2 separate regions of the Mus musculus genome follow, and region 2 is linked to region 1. The links are chromatin contacts, found by Hi-C in ENCODE. All regions are on one chromosome and are shown on one strand. The core of a region is the stretch at or near the end of the contact, and the rest is flanking DNA. Distances in the headings are between cores, read along the strand shown.

What was found. Hi-C counts contacts between places; a loop is a spot of excess contacts on that map.
Region 2: a map of T-helper 2 cell shows a loop between it and region 1 (2.5-fold over the local background). The contact joins the promoter of Hsf1 here to the enhancer-like site in region 1. A Hi-C loop is called at or near these places in 1 of 37 maps with a recorded cell type or tissue (T-helper 2 cell).

The regions. Positions count from the first base shown.
Region 1 is chr15:76,187,916-76,191,385 of GRCm38, reverse strand. Plec (plectin) reads left to right here. Exons shown (of 33, transcript NM_001163540.1): 9 at 38-144; 10 at 250-369; 11 at 442-537; 12 at 800-927; 13 at 1,191-1,284; 14 at 1,975-2,129; 15 at 2,206-2,515; 16 at 2,601-2,678; 17 at 2,761-2,922; 18 at 3,109-3,213; 19 at 3,312-3,407. Among named protein-coding and RNA genes, the nearest start is that of Plec, 17 kb to the left of the region's middle. Within about 2 kb of position 1,470, at least 2 of the 3 ENCODE cell types and tissues checked have a DNase peak (open chromatin) inside an H3K27ac peak, as active enhancers do.
Region 2 is chr15:76,474,929-76,478,736 of GRCm38, reverse strand. It overlaps Hsf1 (heat shock factor 1), which reads right to left and starts at 1,375. Exons shown (of 13, transcript NM_001331154.1): 1 at 1,020-1,375. The coding sequence starts at 1,136. Bop1 (block of proliferation 1) reads left to right here and starts at 1,488. Exons shown (of 16, transcript NM_013481.2): 1 at 1,488-1,608. The coding sequence starts at 1,516.

The DNA.
Region 1 (3,470 bases), core at 221-2,720:
GCTGCCTGGACCCCACTGAGCCAACCTCTCCCTGCAGATGTGGACGTCCCTCAGCCTGATGAAAAGTCCATCATCACCTATGTTTCATCCCTGTACGATGCTATGCCCCGCGTGCCTGGTGCACAGGACGGAGTGAGGGCCAATGTAAGTGGGTGGACGGGTGCCCTTGACGGGTGTCCCTGACTGACGGTGCATAGTGTACTAGATCCCGAGACCCTGAAGGTTGCTCACTCAGGCCTTTGCTCCTAGGAGCTGCAGCTTCGTTGGCAGGAGTACCGGGAGCTTGTGTTGCTGCTGCTGCAATGGATCCGGCACCACACCGCTGCTTTTGAGGAGCGCAAGTTCCCCTCCAGCTTTGAAGAGATTGAGGTAGGCCTGCCTACTTGGGCTGGCATCCTTGGATTGTCTTGGTGTAGCTGCTGACACCCCTTGCCTCTACAGATCCTATGGTGCCAGTTTTTGAAGTTCAAGGAGACAGAACTTCCTGCCAAGGAGGCAGACAAAAACCGGTCCAAAGTTATCTACCAGTCTTTGGAGGTAAAGTGAGGTGCTTCTAAGGGGAGTGAGTGGGGTGTCTTCTGGTTTGGGGACAGCTGGGGGGTATGAGGGTCATGTATTCCCTAGGTAGATAAATCGAGACGTCTGAGCCCCAGAATTCAATGCCTCTGTAGTATGGCTTGCTCTTGCCTATCCCTAGTGCTTAGGAGCCAAAGTTATGCCAGGTTGTGGAGAAGCTGAGGGGCACAGCATCCAGGATTCCCTGTGTCCAGTTTAGGCCTGAGCTTGCCCCTCTTCACAGGGGGCAGTACAAGCGGGCCAGCTCAAGATTCCCCCTGGCTACCACCCACTAGATGTGGAGAAGGAGTGGGGCAAGCTGCATGTGGCCATCCTGGAGCGGGAGAAGCAACTGCGAAGCGAGTTTGAGAGGTGGGCCATGTGGAGGGTGGCAGGCGGTGCGGGAGACAGCGGGCGGGTGGGGCCCTGTGGTGGCAGGGGAACCACCCTAGGGTGAGTCACTGCCTGAGGAGGAAACCCCCCCACACCCGACCAAGCTTCGGTGTTTGGGGCCAGCGGGACAGTACGCCCGAGGCAGGCTGAGAGGCCAGAGCAGAGGGGAGCTCCTCTGACGCTGCAGTGTGGGGGGCCCCTGAGTGACTCCCTGTGGGGCTCTGCCGTGATCTGGTCCATAGGCTGGAGTGTCTTCAGCGCATTGTGAGCAAGCTACAGATGGAGGCTGGGCTGTGTGAGGAGCAGCTGAACCAGGCGGACGCCCTACTGCAGTCGGTGAGGGAGAGAAGAGAGGCGGGGCAAGGGGTAGGGTGGGCACCCCTCCAGGCCTGAGGGAGGTAGGAGGAGCATCGGGCTGCTTACTCTGCAGCCAGGGTTGTGGCCTGCTGGGCTACAGGCCCAGGGTGTGGCACTAGGGCGGGAAAACCGGGCCCTTTTGGTCTGCTGCCAACCCTGACCTCCTTTTGTGAGCAGAACTGGCCTCTGGCCACCAGGCAGGACTGTCTGCCTCCCTGCTTCATTCCAGCGTGGCCCTCATCCCCTCCTTCCTCAGAGAGTAGGGAGTAGGGAGACCCCAGCCTCATGGCTAGATGAGGGCTTTGGGGTCCATAAGGCACAGGGCTGTGTGAGCCTGGGTGGGAGAAGTTATGTGGTAGGTGATGGAGCTTGAGGCACAGAGTCTCCTGTGAACAAAGCTGGGACAGTCTCTGTCCTTGGACCTAGTGGGAATCTTTTGAACAGGATCCTGAGTCCCGGGAGAACTGATACAGATTAGTCTAGAAGCGTGCTAGGAAGATGTGTGGGCTCACTGGGAGGGAAAGGAGTGAATGAGAATCCAAGGCTGTGAGCCACACGGGACCTTGATTTTTAGGCTGGGGGAAGGGGTGAAGGGGCAGCGTTGGTTGAGAACCCTAGGCAGTGAGTAGGAGAGTTAGCCAGGCCAAGTCACTCAGGACGGTCTTGCAGGATATTCGGCTGCTGGCCTCAGGCAAGGTGGCTCAGCGAGCTGGGGAAGTCGAGAGAGACCTGGACAAGGCTGATGGTATGATCCGGCTGTTGTTCAATGATGTGCAGACCCTTAAAGATGGGCGGCATCCACAGGGTGAACAGATGTACCGGAGGTATGTACCTTACCTGGGAAGGCTGGGTTAGGAGGTCTGAGACCCGCCTGACCTCCCAACTCCTGTGCTTCCTCAGGGTGTATCGTCTGCATGAGCGCCTGGTAGCCATCCGCACTGAGTACAACCTCCGGCTGAAGGCAGGAGTGGGTGCCCCTGTGACCCAGGTGACCCTGCAGAGTACACAGAGGCGCCCAGAGCTAGAGGACTCCACACTGCGCTACCTGCAAGACCTGCTGGCCTGGGTAGAGGAGAACCAGCGTCGAATAGACAGTGCTGAGTGGGGCGTGGACTTGCCCAGTGTGGAGGCCCAGCTGGGCAGCCACCGAGGCATGCATCAGTCTATAGAGGAATTTCGGGCCAAGATCGAGCGGGCTCGGAATGATGAGGTAAGCGGTATGCCTGAGGGAGGCAGTGGCTGTGCGCTAGGCCCAGGCCACTGCAGACCTGACTACCCACTGATCTCTCCTGCAGAGCCAGCTCTCCCCTGCCACCCGGGGTGCCTACCGGGACTGCCTAGGTCGCCTAGACCTGCAGTATGCAAAGCTGCTGGTGAGTGGGGACTGCAAGCGGCTAGGAGGGGCTGGGAGGGGTAGGCAGCCGCAGTCACTGACTAATTCTTTCCTCCTTAAAGAACTCCTCCAAGGCCCGCCTCCGGTCCCTGGAGAGCTTGCACGGGTTTGTGGCGGCAGCTACCAAGGAGCTGATGTGGCTGAATGAGAAAGAAGAGGAGGAAGTGGGCTTTGATTGGAGTGACCGCAATACCAACATGGCAGCCAAGAAAGAAAGTTACTCGGTAAGGCAGCGTTTCCTCCTTAGGATGTCCTCCCTCTCCCTTCCCACTCACACCCACCCATACTGTTCCCCAAGGCTGGGAGTCCCTTGAGTTCAGCCCCAGGGCTCTGAGAAGATGGGCCTGGGACTTGGACGGCATGGGCAGTGTCCCTGAGACTGTCCCTGAGACTCTCCTCCCTTCTGTCAGGCCCTGATGCGAGAACTGGAAATGAAGGAAAAGAAAATCAAGGAGATCCAGAACACAGGGGACAGGCTGCTGCGGGAAGACCATCCTGCCCGGCCCACGGTGGAGGTGGGGGCACAGCGGCAGGGAGCCCTAGGAGCACCTGTGGGGGTAGGGCTATGGGACTGATGGCTGGGAGTGGGTTCTAAGGCCCGTGCTGTCCACAGTCCTTCCAGGCTGCCTTGCAGACACAGTGGAGCTGGATGCTGCAGCTGTGTTGCTGCATTGAAGCACACTTGAAAGAGAATACAGCCTACTTCCAGGTAAGGACCAGAGCCTCTCTTCTTCTTCTGGTGCAGCTCTCGTGCCTGAAAGGGTCCTCATAG
Region 2 (3,808 bases), core at 126-2,625, 290 kb before region 1:
ACTCTCTGCCCAGGTGTATGAAATCCAGGACAGGCTGTGAACTGAATATGGCATTCAGGAAAACAACGCGGCCCACGGATAGCCCATGGGATAATCACAAAGACCGTCTCGTGAAAAGTGAAGTTCCGTGCTTTCTAGTCTTCTCTTTATTCCCAAAACACCCTTTAGGCAGAGCAGAGTTTAAACAAACAGGCAACTGAGAGCCAGAAGCCTTGGCCTCCATCTGCCACCCAGGCCTTTTCTCCATTCTTGCCAGCTTAAGAAACTTGTGCGAGGGGGCAGTGCTCCGCAGAGACCGAGAGACCCGCCAGATTTGGCTTGCAGAAGGTCAAGGTGGTGGCACCTAGCCGCCTCCATCCCTCCAAAGGTTCCCATTGAATCAGGGTGGCCTGTCTTCAGGCCACCACCATCGGCTAGCTCTGCGCGCTCTGGCCCTCAGAATCCACATGTGAACAGCAGATTCTACTTTCCAACTTAACACAAACACGGAACGACCTCTGCAAGCCAGCCAGAGATGCAGGGCCAGCAGGGTGTGCGGTGTACACAGTCCGCTGCCAGGCAACAGAACAGGGTTCGACACGGCCCTTGGAGGGCCGGGCAAAACTGCTCTGGCGTCTGGAGACTATCGGGGCTGAGCTTAGGCTCCACATCCTCCTATTCTCGCTCTTCTCTCATGCATTCCTTAGGCCTTCCACTTATTCTGAATGATTGCCTAAAAAGCAGAAACGCAGACGGACTCTGGGAACTATTTCTCTGTGAGCAAAGACCCTGTACTGGAAGCCCCGTCCTTATTGTCCGGGTGAAATGTAGGATGATTTGGGGTCTCGGCCTACTCTCCGTGAGTGGCTCTGGGGGCGGGGCGCACTTCCTCCCCAGACAGCGGCGTCCTCCCTCTAGGATGCCAGGATGGCTGAACCCGGGCGAGCCCGACTAACTCGCAGGCCGCTTTCTCCGAAGCAGGTCCCCTCCCGCCACAGGACCCTCCCTCGAAGGCCGCTCCGGCCCATGCCAGCTCCTACCGGGCTCCAGCAGATGAGCGCGTCTGTGTCCGGGTCGCTCACGAGGGTCCACAGCTTGGTTAGGAAGGCCGGGACGTTGCTGGGCCCCGCTGCACCGGGGCCCACGGCCAGATCCATCTCGGACGAAAGCAGGCAGAGGCTGGGGTGGCCTTTTAGAAGAGTGGCTGAAGGCTGAGCTAGTGTCGTCGCTGCCCCTGCCGTCCGGGCCGCTCCGCCGCCCGCTGCGCACACACAGCAAGGCCTCGCATGGCCGCAGCCATCTTGCGACCGGCGCGCTCTCGCTAGGGCCAGACCTGTAGCCTCTGTGCGCAGGCGCCGTGATCTCCCCTGCCTACTTTGCCGGCCCAGCCCTTGCGCCGCACCCTACGCCTGCGCAAGATGGCTTCACCCGGGCTGCTCACCAATCAGAGCCTGGTAGGGCGGAGCCTGGCTGGGGGCACACGAGGCGCTCCCGCTGCCGGAAGCGGCAGTAGATCGGTAGCCGGCGCGGCGCAGCATGGCGGGGGCGTGTGGTAAGCCCCACATGTCACCGGCATCGCTGCCGGGGAAACGACGTTTGGAACCTGATCAGGAGCTGCAGATACAAGAGGTAACTTCCAAGTAGCGGACAGCATCCCTCTGGGAACCATGCAGGCACTTGGCAAGACCAGGGAGGCCGGGCCGTGGCGCAGCGTGTAGTGTCGTGTGGGTCGCCTAGAGCCTGATCGTCCAGTCTGGGCTGTTATTTTGGAACTCTCAGCAGAACATTACTTGCGCCGAGGGGCGCTGGAACCCGGGGGATAGTTCTGTGGCTTGAACCGTGTTAAGGGAGAGACCTTTAAGAGTCCCCTCACCATAGTCTCTGGACCTTCCATCTGTGCTTCCTGTCCTGGGAAAGGTTGTAATTGCGCTCGTGCTGTGCTACCAAGCCAGCATGTCAGGTGTGTTGTGAATCAAAAGAGGACTTGAGATTATGGAAGTCTGATTGGAACCCAGGGCATCCAGAACTGGTTGTCATGGAACCATTGCTAGTCCATGTTGCTAAGCTCAGTAGGCTTGCTACATTCATCAAATGTAGGTGGTAGAAGGCATGCACAGCTGACTCCACTGAATTGGATCCTCAAAGTTCTCAACTTTCCTAATGCTGTGGCCCTTTTAATACGGTTCCTCGTGTTGCGGTGATTTCCCAACTACAAAATCATTTTCGCTGCTACTTCATAACTGTAATTTTGCCGGGTGGTGGTGGCACACGCCTTTAATCCCAGCACTTGGGAGGCAGAGGCAGGTGGATTTCTGAGTTCGAGGCCAGTCTGGTCTACAAAGTGAGTGCCAGGACAGCCAGGGCTACACAGAGAAACCCTGTCTCGAAAAAACCAAAAAGAAAACATAACTGTAATTTTGCTACTGTTATGAATCGTAATTATTTGATATGCAGGATAGTCTATGAAAGGGTTGCTCGCCCCAGAGGGATTGTGACCCACTGGTTGAGAACCACTACGTAAGTTGTCCCTTTGTTTTATGAAACGCCCCTAAGCTTTTCCCTCTGTGTAGTTCTAGGCAGTAAGCCTTTAATAGTCAGTTGTTTATGCCCTAACTGCGTGCAGTACTTTTACTTGTTAGTATGACAAGTAGCGTAGTTTTAGAGATGTCAATAATAAGAGAATGTCAGTGTGACATCTATGGAAACTCAGGTGATCACTGTGATGATTGGCAGCGAAGGCCACTCAGGTAGACAAGAACTAGCCAGCGGCATTGGCACCCATCTTTAATCCCAGCACTCAGAAGACAGAGACAGATGACCTCCGTTAGTTCGAGGTCAGCTTGGTCTACAGTGTGAGTACTAGGTGCAGTCACATGCTTCCTCCAGTGTTCAAGTACTTGTTCAACTTTTGGAGGTCAGTGATAGAAAACTGTTCACAATGCTTGAATGTCTTATTGTGTTCGTTGTAAAGTGGCCTCTAGGGCTGTACTCACAGGATTCTCTGTTCAAAAAAAAAAAAAAAAAGACAGCAGATGGTTTGTTTGTCTGGCACTGGGATGAAACACCAAGACCAAGGCACCTTATCAAAGGAAGAGCTTACTTGGAAGCTTGCTTGCAGTTTTAGCGGGTTGGTCCTTGACCACCATGGCAGAGAGTATTGTGCTGGAGCAGCAATTAAGAGCTTCTCTTATATCTTGATGAGCTGGGAGAGAGGAAGAGGGAGGGATTCTAGGCTTGATGTGGATTTTTGAAGCCTCAGAGCCCACGCCCAGTGACCTACCAACGCCTCCTAATTTTTCTTCAGCAATCCATCCCCTGGGAACCAAACATTCAAATGTATGAGCGTATAGGGGGGTGGGGGGCTCTTGTCATTCAAACCAACACATAGGCTTATCTTGCTAATCTTCAGCTTTCCGACTTGTCCGTCAGGGCTTGGTCCTGGTCGTCAGGGTAAAGAAGCCTCCTGTTGCAGCTGGTCAGAGCCTCCAGGGAGTTCTAATCCCCCCCAGGCCCAGGGTCCCATTCCAAGCTGGTGTCAGTTTCAGGACCCTTAGGTGACAGTAGGGTGTGGAGTGTGTCCGTGGAGGAAACTTGGTTTTGGTGGCACAGTGAGAAGAAACTGATCCCCACAAAGCCAGTGTGTTCTTGAAAGGTTCCCTCTGTTTGTTGCACGGCTCTGGGGACTGGTGTGTCTGCTCCGAGGGCAGGTTCTGTCCACAGAGGCAGGAGAGGAGGAGGGTTCCAGGCCGGGTGAGTGGTTTCGGCGCAGACGGAAGTGTGTGACCAGAGGCACCTGCTTCCAGGTGGCAGTTATTAAACCCTCTGATTC